Linked DNA regions of Homo sapiens: region 2 is linked to region 1. A link is a contact called in ENCODE Hi-C or POLR2A ChIA-PET data. All regions are on one chromosome and are shown on one strand. Each heading gives the region's core, a stretch centred on a gene start or an enhancer-like site at or near the end of the contact. The rest is flanking DNA. Distances are from core to core; before and after follow the strand shown.

What was found. Hi-C counts contacts between places; a loop is a spot of excess contacts on that map. ChIA-PET counts read pairs that join two places held with the same protein, here RNA polymerase II (POLR2A). Pooled maps may share reads with other maps.
Region 2: a map of ascending aorta shows a loop between it and region 1 (1.8-fold over the local background). The contact joins two enhancer-like sites. A Hi-C loop is called at or near these places in 1 of 168 maps with a recorded cell type or tissue (ascending aorta) and 2 of 50 pooled maps. POLR2A ChIA-PET finds 5 or more read pairs at or near these places in 1 of 52 experiments (T-cell).

Annotation. Positions count from the first base shown.
Region 1 is chr13:101,208,562-101,213,345 of GRCh38, forward strand. All of the region lies in intron 13 of NALCN (sodium leak channel, non-selective), which reads right to left. Among named protein-coding and RNA genes, the nearest start is that of NALCN, 210 kb to the right of the region's middle. Within about 2 kb of position 2,915, at least 3 of the 41 ENCODE cell types and tissues checked have a DNase peak (open chromatin) inside an H3K27ac peak, as active enhancers do.
Region 2 is chr13:101,304,661-101,309,444 of GRCh38, forward strand. All of the region lies in intron 7 of NALCN (sodium leak channel, non-selective), which reads right to left. Among named protein-coding and RNA genes, the nearest start is that of NALCN, 110 kb to the right of the region's middle. Within about 2 kb of position 2,836, at least 2 of the 41 ENCODE cell types and tissues checked have a DNase peak (open chromatin) inside an H3K27ac peak, as active enhancers do.

The sequences.
Region 1 (4,784 bases), core at 1,665-4,164:
GGTGATATGGTTTGCATGTGTGTCCTTTCCAAATCCCATGTTGAAATGTGATCCCCAGTGTTGGAGGTGGGGCCTGCTGGGAGGTGTTTAGGTCACGGGGCAGCTGTCTCACAAATGGCTTGGTGCTGTCTATGATAACGAGTGAGCTCTCGCTCTAAGCTCTAAATTCACAGGAGATCTGGTTGTTTGAAAGAGTTGGCGCCTCCTCTCTCTTTTGTTTCTGTTCTCGCCATGTGAAACCGCTTGCTCCCCTTTCACCTTCTGCCATGACTGGAAGCTTGCTGAGGCCTCACAAGGAGCAGACGCTGGTGCTACACTTCCTGTACAGCCTGCAGAATGGTGAGCCAATTAAACCTCTTTGCTTTAGAAATTGCTCAGTCTCAGGTATTTCTTTATAGCAATGCGTGTTTGCCCATTCATCTGTCTGCGAACCCTAAGTCATACACTTCTAGTTATTGTAGCCTTATATGTTTTCTTGTTGGTTCTCATCAATTTCTGGTGCTGTTCCTCACTGCTTCTTTTTTATAACGTCCATAATTTTCCTTAATGAAGTCGTTTTGAGAATTATATTAGATATATGTGGATATCTATGTGTGTGTGCACCTCTCTCTCTCTGTGTATACCCATCCATCTCTCCATTTTTCTTCAAGGCTCTTGTAAACTCTCACACATAAAAAGCAATCACATATAGTAACCATTAAGATTAATAACATCCAGAAAAATGTCTTTCTGGACTTGATCAGGAATAATTATGCTTCTCTAGGAACTAGTTGGTACCTCATAATCACTGTAGAACTTGTATAAACATGTTTGTCTATCAAAGTGTATATTTGCTAGAAAAATTAGTCACGCTTGGTCCGGGATTCTGGGAAACATGAGTGTCCTCATGATGAGCCTTTTAGGTTTTGGAGTGCCATTTTTTGTTTCCATCTTAATTTGTTTTATTTTTAATTACTTTAAATTTTGATTAAATTTATTTGACCTGGATATAATTATTGCCGGACACATTATATTCTGTTAGAACAAGGCCAAATATAATAAACATTTCTTTTTATTTATTGTTGAATTGGCAGCAACTATAAGATGAAGATAATAATCTTTGTCTAGTGAGTAATACAGGAAAGTTCTCCCTCGCTCTTCAAGAGAGTGTTGCCTTTCCTTTCATTTGCTGTACCTTTGCATAATCCCACTGGCTTTACTTCATTTTACTCAACTTGAAATGACTTGGTTTATCCCAAGAGACAGCAAATGTGACATTTGTCTAGAATGTTAACAGAATTCACTTTTTGGTGGTTCATATTAATATGCATTCTTTATTGCCAACTTTGCAGAGTTCTCACAGGAATTTAGCAAGTACATTTCTGTTGGATTGAGGCAGGATTTTTATCTTTTGCCTGTTGCCTTTTTCTCCGGAATTCTGAAAACTAAAATAACAACACAAAGAAGCAACAGCAAAAGCCACAGCAGCAATACTGCAGACCTCCATCTAAACTAGCTACTAAGGTTCTTTCTGCATCTGGTCCCACCTGCTCTGCTTTTCCTTTTGTATTGCACAATTTAAGATTATAGGATGCAGCCCATTAGCTTCCATTTGCTTAGAGGGGGTCCCTCTCTCCTTCCCCACCCCCATCTGCATGCACATGTGCTCAGCCAGATGCATGCTCACACACGTACACACATTATGCTTTATCCCATCATGCTTCCTGGAAATTAAGATTTCAACATTGATTCCTAGAAAAAATGTTAGAGACAGTCCTCTGCAGAAGTAGGCATTTTAGTCTTCTGGCACACTAAGACTCTGGGTGTTACATCCAAGAAGGGTATACCCAAGAGAAAGAATGAATATACATATCATTGGGTGAATGGTCTCTGTTTAGTTCCGTATATGTAATAGTTAATGATAAGCTATTTCCGCGTCTGGAAATAACTTGTCGGTTTGTCTTATTTTTCTGTAATATGATTTTTTTTTACCTTTTGCATTTGTCTGGAAAGTCGCAAAAGACTGATTAAAAATAATCTCCTAAACTGGAATTGGGGACTATTTTTAAAGTTTTAAACTTTCTATACAACACAGAAAACTGAGTGCCCACCATTCCATTAATTCTCCAGTCATTTACCCTTGGATGCTGGGCTACCTCAGTGCTGCTAGGAATTCAGCATGCCATGCTAAGACATGGGCTTTCCATGCATTTAAGAAGGACAACTGCTACTACTTGTTAAGTGCCTGTTTACATGGCAGGCGCAGTGCTAACTACTTTGCACCTGTTACTTCCTTTAATCTTCCTACCAATCCTCTAAGTTATGTATTATTATCCTGTTTTATTGATAGGAAATTGTGGGTAGCCATGAGAGACTGACAATAGAGTCTCACTACAGACTGTATTTTTTGTAGGCAAGACTACATAAATCATGTGCCTGTTTTGTTGTTCAAAATTCCACCGACATTCTTTATGCAGTAGAGCTAAAAGGCATACAGACACAAATGTATGAACTGTCCTCTTTTTGTAGGCAAGAATCCACAAAATATTTAATAACACGGTCATGTTTTCATCACTGAAAACATACTTGAGGAAGCTCATTATAATGGAATGAGACAATACTTTTCATTAATGACTTTCATTTATTTTTAAAATTTGAACAATGGAACAGTCTGATTATTAAAATAATATTAATGTAAGATGGCAATTAAATAGTTGGGAAATTGCAAATAAGATGATTGGTGAAAAACTACCAAAATAAGATGAGCTGCAAAAATAGGTTCTCCCTGAAAGAGTACTCTTCTAGGGTTAGGGGTAGGAAACAGGATGCTTTATTCAAGGAAAGTCATAATTCTGATCATTGCAGTTCAGTGGACCAATGATATTAATATACAACAGCAGGAAAAGATGGCCAATTTTATGTGATTCATCCTCTAAAAGGAAGTACACAGGATATTATTTTATCATTTCATCATTATGCCACAGATGAGTCACCACAAAAATAAATTCCAACAGGAGCAAGGAAAAAAAAACCCTAATGTTATAGTAGAAAGGAAATAATGAAAATTAATTTTACAGTTTTTTTTGGGGGGGGAGACAATGACAATAAACTATATATATATATATATATCTCATGGTATCACTTTAAAATAAGCCAAATTGTTAGTTTCTATTGCAGAGTCATGCTCAACCATGGATAACAATCTGGCCTAAAGCTTCAGATGAGACTCAATTTTATGAAACTGTGAAAGATTTGACACAGTAACAGCCTCACAGAAAAAAATATAAAATATCTCCAAAGATGCCTGAAATTTATCAACTGATCATAAATTCTTGTCTTTCATCAATAAAAATGAATTTTGTTCAATGAAAATACCTCCTCATAGAAATAACATTTCTTCCAGTGTAACTTTCCTCAAAATAGCTCTTCTGCTATTCTCCAAGAAAAAAAAAATTAAAAAAAATAAAGTAAAAATCTTCAAAAGCTCCCTTGTGTCACAGTTCCAACCACTGAAGACCCTCCATGTCTGGTTTCCCATTGCTACTGCCATCCTTTGGTCATATGTCCCTCCATGCCTGTGATTCTCCATGTCTCTAATTTACTCATTTGGTTTTTCTTATATGGAATGCCTTCATCTAATGCCATGACCCAAATCTCTACCTGTTGAAATTATATTCACCCCTAAAGACAAATCTTTATAAAGCTCTGCACACCTCCTTCTCTGGAAGCAATATTTTTCTCTCATTAAATGAGCTGATATTTGGAAGTGCTAGGCACACAGTAAATTCCCAGAATTTTAAAATACTCTCCCAAATGTCTTTGCTATTACTTTAGAACTGAGTACATCTATTGTAGCATATGTCACCTTTGGCTTACTTGAGATCTTTCTTATGTGTTCTACTATGGGATGAGTTGTTTCAGTCCTTCCTTGGGTTCTTGACAATGCTATAGTTAAAGAGGGCAGTGAGTACATTTGTTCATGTCGGTATGCTTCCTAGCTGTGTTGCATAAAGAATGTTGATAGAATTATGAATGAAAAACCAAGAACATGATTTATTTATCTTCATCATAAATGGGTATATCAGATATTTTGTGAAAGATGATTTTCAGTGGTGTGGCAGACTGAGGGAGGGTAAAGCTGAGGCTATGACATTCAAAGAGGACACAATATCCTCAATGCAAACAAAGGCAAAAGACTGTGAGGCTGCGGACAGTAAAGGCAAACACTGGGATGGCCTGCCCTAGATCATGCTCATTTTAAAAAGTCTATCCATCTGAAGTCTTATCCATCTGATAGGAAGGATCAATACCATGAAAATGGCCATACTGCCCAAGGTAATTTATAGATTCAATGCCATCGCCATCAAGCTACCAATGACTTTCTTCACAGAATTGGAAAAAACTACTTTAAAGTTCATATGGAACCAAAAAAGAGCCCGCATTGCCAAGACAATCCTAAGCCAAAAGAACAAAGCTGGAGGCATCACGCTACCTGACTTCAAACTATACTATAAGGCTACAGTAACCAAAACAGCATGGTACTGGTACCAAAACAGAGATATAGACCAATGGAATAGAACAGAGCCCTCAGAAATAATACCACACATCTACAACCATCTGATCTTTGACAAACCTGACAAAAACAAGAAATGGGGAAAGGATTCCCTATTTAATAAATGGTGCTGGGAAAACTGGCTAGCCATATGTAGAAAGCTGAAACTGGATCCCTTCCTTACACCTTATACAAAAATTAATTCAAGATGGATTAAAAACTTAAATGTTAGACCTAAAACCATAAAAACCCT
Region 2 (4,784 bases), core at 1,586-4,085, 96 kb after region 1:
GTCCTGAGCTCAAGCGGTCCACCCACCTTGGCCACCTAAAGTGTTGGGATTACAGGTGTGAGCCACCACACCTGGCCTGGAATAATTTTTTTCTTTTCTTTTTTTTTTTTTTTTGAGACGGAATCTTGCTCTGTTGCCAGGCTAGGGTGCGGTGGCTGGATCTCAGCTCGCTGCAATCTCCGCCTCCCGTGTTAAAGTGATTCTCCTGCCTCAGCCTCCCGAGTAGCTGCGACTACAGGTCCCTGCCACCACGCCCAGCTGATTTTTGTATTTTTAGTAGAGATGGGGGTTTCACCATGTTGGCCAGACTGGTCTTGATCTCCTGACCTCGTGATCCGCCCGCCTCAGCCTCCCAAAGTGCTGGGATTACAGGCATGAGCCACCGCACCCGGCCTGGCCTGGAATAATTTTTAAAGAAAAAATTATTGTTATTGTTTGTTGACAAAATCCGGCATTATATACCTGACGGTTTTTATGAACCTCTGTACTAGATTCATTCAACAAGATTAGGAATGAGAGGGCAGGTCAAACGTTGTCTCTTATTGGGACATGAAGAAATGGAGTTGAATGTTGTATCCAACTCTCTTACTTGGTTAATCTTGTCACTTTCTGCCTTCTCATCACTGGTGGTTACTTATTGGTTGGAAGGAAATAAGTATCTCCTATGATAGTTGTGTTTCGTAATTCTCTTATAGTTGAATAAATTTGCTATTGCCTAATGGACGCTTATAAAATATCCAGCACAAATCATTGAAGTTAAAGAGGCACAAGGACATTTTATCATCTACATAGACATTTTAGCAAGACAATTCTTTCATTTGGCCTATTTAATTTTTCCAGCCTTTTAACCCTTATGTTTTGACCTAGAATTCACAACTACCTCATACTGCAAAAAGAGACAACAATCAAAAGGCTAATATTCAAGGTTTTAATCTTATTTGCACGACAAATTCAAGTCCAACAATACCTCTTGTCTCCTTTTATCTCAAAGCTTTAATTTTAGGGAGACACAGATTCTGTACAATGTAGGTTATACCATTGTTTATCTCATTTTATTGGAAAAATGCAGTATTTATAAAAGTTTGTCCAAATTTTAAAGTTTAAAGTTGTTTATCCTTTTTGTCCCTTTGTAGATTGTAAACTCCATGAAAGCAGCCACTCTGTGTTGGTCACCACCATATTCCTAGGGCCTGGGCCAGTGCCTGGCAGATGAAACACAGGTATGTTAATCTGGACAAAACATAAAATGTAGATTAAATGGGCAAAGGAAAGTAACAAAGCAGAGAGAGGTCAGGGAGAGGGGCTGGTGGAAATATTCAAAGAGGAAACACATGTAAAAGGGAAGAGTGTGTTGGACCATGTGAAGAGCCACAATTATAGAGGTCAGCAGACTTTGAAAGCCGGCCAGTCTGCTCATCTGCCATCCTGGAGGGTCTCCAGGAGGGGACTATCCAGATTAATTTCCATGAATGGTGCCCGAGGCCAGTTGGTGACCCACACCAGCTGCCAGAGCTCCCGAGGCTGCAGACCTGCTTTGCTGACTAAGGATGCCCCAGGCCCTCATTGCCAGACTCAGCCACCTCCCTTGAGAGGTGCTGCATTCCCCACATCCCTTCCCACAGTATCTATCACGCATTGCTAGCTCAATGGCTCCACTTGTCTCCAGACACTGGCTTCCATTTCCTCTGCAGATGCCCATTTCATGGCCTCATGTGACCCTTCTCCCACGTCGGTCCTCAGAAATGTGGGCCAATGGGTTGTTTTACCCTCTATGTCGAGAAATTCCTCTAGGTCCAGCCGTGCAGGCACTGACAAAGCTGCTTTGGCCTCCCCTCTGCCCTGCCCTTGTCCTGGTGATTCTTTTATACCAGTCCTGATGCTGGCTTTGACTTTAGAGCCATTGCTTGTGTAGCTTCAGTGTTCACATGGCATTTGCAGGAGGTGGGACACCATCGTCCTCCACCTCAGCATCCCAAACGTTAGAATATCATCACATTCATTAAAGTGGCTGAGACTTGTCATGAATTGCTGTGGGTCAGGCTTGGCTCATTTAATCCTCACTGACACCTTAGTACTACAAACACCATTTTACTGATACAGAAAGCGAGTTAAGCCATTTGCTAAGGTCGCATGGCAAGGAAGTGCTACTGTGGGTTGGATCCTGCCCTCCATGCAAGCTTAATCCCCTGTCCCTATCAGGCTTTCTTTGTGTGGAGGAAGTTCAGGTGCTATTATCAGGTGCATTTTCTTGGACTCTGAGAACCCAGGCTCCTTCCTGCGGTTTCTGAGGTAAGGGGTGGGGCTCTGAGATGCCTTCAGTCCCTGGAAGAGCCAAGCATAGGCTGGGTTTGAAGTTCATGTTGTTGCATGATTATTAACCACAACCAATAGACATGAGCATCTTGTTTGGGGCCATTATTGTTATGAACTTCTAAGTCAGGGTAAGGTCTCAGCTTCATTTTCCTGCTACTATTATGGAGATCCTTGGGTGCTTAGCCCCTCTTTGTCGCTTGGAGAAAAACCTCATGTTTTGGTATGATTAGCTTCTGAGCAGAGCGATGGTGGTCTGGGCCCCATTAGACAGCTCCAACCCATGGAAGCCACAGACAACTGTTGGCCACAAACCCAGAACAGTCATAACTTTGAACTTCCTAGGACTGTCACAGATTACACAGATGGAGAGAAACATCCTGTTACACACCAGGCCTTTCTCTATTTCAGTTCTCCACCAACACACTGGCAAGTCGTTCTTATCACTCTTACATTAAAAATGAAAAGACTGTGGCTTAATGAGACTAAACACATCCCTGAGTTCACCCAGAGTGGATGTCTGGAGCGGCATTCCAATGAATCCGTGCTCGCCTCCACAGACTATGTTCTTTCCACTCTGCCATGCATGTCTGAACTTTCTGAAACTTTTCTTGGCTTGGTTTTGAGGAATTTGAACAAATTCCTGTCTGGTATACTTTGTGAGAGCAAAAATTCTGCTTTTAAAGTTAAACAGACTAGCCCAAGAAAAGGGAAGGGAGGAGGGGTGAAATTTCCTTCCTGCATTTTGGATTAGCAATAGTTCTTCTGTGCTTTTGCTTGGGTTGAGGAGAACATTTCTCTGCCTTCTCTGCACTCTTAGCTCCTCAAATGATTGTCCAACAAGAGTAGGTAAAGATAGTTTTAAATATTCTTAGAGTTCTAACCAAAATCCGATATTTAAAATTTAAAAAGCAGCAAGATTTTAATTATTTTCACTAATCTGTTAGGTAAATCAGAACAATATAAAATTTAGCAGTGACTCTGGTTTAGCTTTTGGGTGTATTGGGTGTACCTTTTGGATATTCCATACGATTACTGAAATTCTAACTATGGCTTTGTTCTGTGTTAAAAATGTAATCATTTGAGAAATATAAAATAGAGAAATTAGTTTATAACAATAAATTTGTTTTGACTTCAATAAATGAAGTCAAATTTCATGGCTTCATTTTTGGAATATATTTATAATGGACTGGGCATTTTGTCCTTTGGTTATTTAAGCCTGTAGTAGATATTGCTGCTTGCGACTCTAGACTCATTCTTCTCTTCTTCCTGGGCGCATGGCTGCTCAGTGAGGGAATATGTTTCCTAGAATTTCCTGCAAGGAGTTGTGGCCTTGTGACAAAGTTCTTCCTGATGTATGCAACTCCCAAGCCATCTACAAAAACTCCTTCCCTGGACTCATTTTTCCCTTCCCTTCCACCAGCTAGAAATAGAGAAGCCAAGGACAGACTTGGAGAGTAAGTGTTGAGTTTGGCAGAGATGCCACAGAGGCCTGCACTTTGGGATGACTTCATGGGGCCCAGCTCATCCAAATACCCACATACCCAGGATGGCAGCTTCAGAAAGAAATCAACTTGTGTCTTGCTTGAGCCATTGTGTTGTGAGTTCTCTCTTTAAAGCTTACTTTACCCCAACTATTACATAGACTGAGACTCAAAGTAGCTATGGTCCGTGGGCCCAGTTCTCAGAAACGGCTGATGTTCACAAGGATGTCTGTTTGGAAAAAATATGCTAACTAAAAATTATTGACATACAGACATTTTAGGATTTCACACAAGTATATGAAGCAGATTGGACGGTTCAGGGAAACAAAACAAGGCAAAGTTCCAACTGATGTCTGATAAAACAGCTCTTTTTTTCTCACAAAAGCCACTCTACTAACCTTGCCCTAAGTTACTGGCATACCAAGACACAGAAATTCACACTTCATACCTACACTTAGCCCGAAGAATGAACTCCACCCATAGATCTAAAATAACAAGGTAAAATGTACAATTTAATGTCACATAAAGATTTGCTTAAGATTCTTTGAAATGTTCAAAGGAGATACTTTGAATATGAGATTGTTACTTTTTAAATATAGGGTTTTGGTTTCATGACTAATGGTATGATTCAACAACATGGAGCAATAAATTATTTCTCAAGAAAAAGCATTATACTTTAATTTGTCCCATTTCAAGGCTTTAAAAATCTTGCCAAAATAATGCTATTTTTACCAAATAAAATGTTAAAATACAGGCAAAGTCTTAAGAATAATACACACACACACACAATTCAACATTACTAAACTCAGACATACCAAAGAAATTCACATTCTTGAAAGGACTACCAAGCCTGCATCTTGTTATTCTAGGCAAACAAATATGAGAAATATTTAGTACTGGAATAGGAAGTATTTTGGCAAGTTTTTGCAAGTGCTTTGACCTCACAGTTCATGACCATAATGAATGGCCACCTCAGTGATATAAATCAGA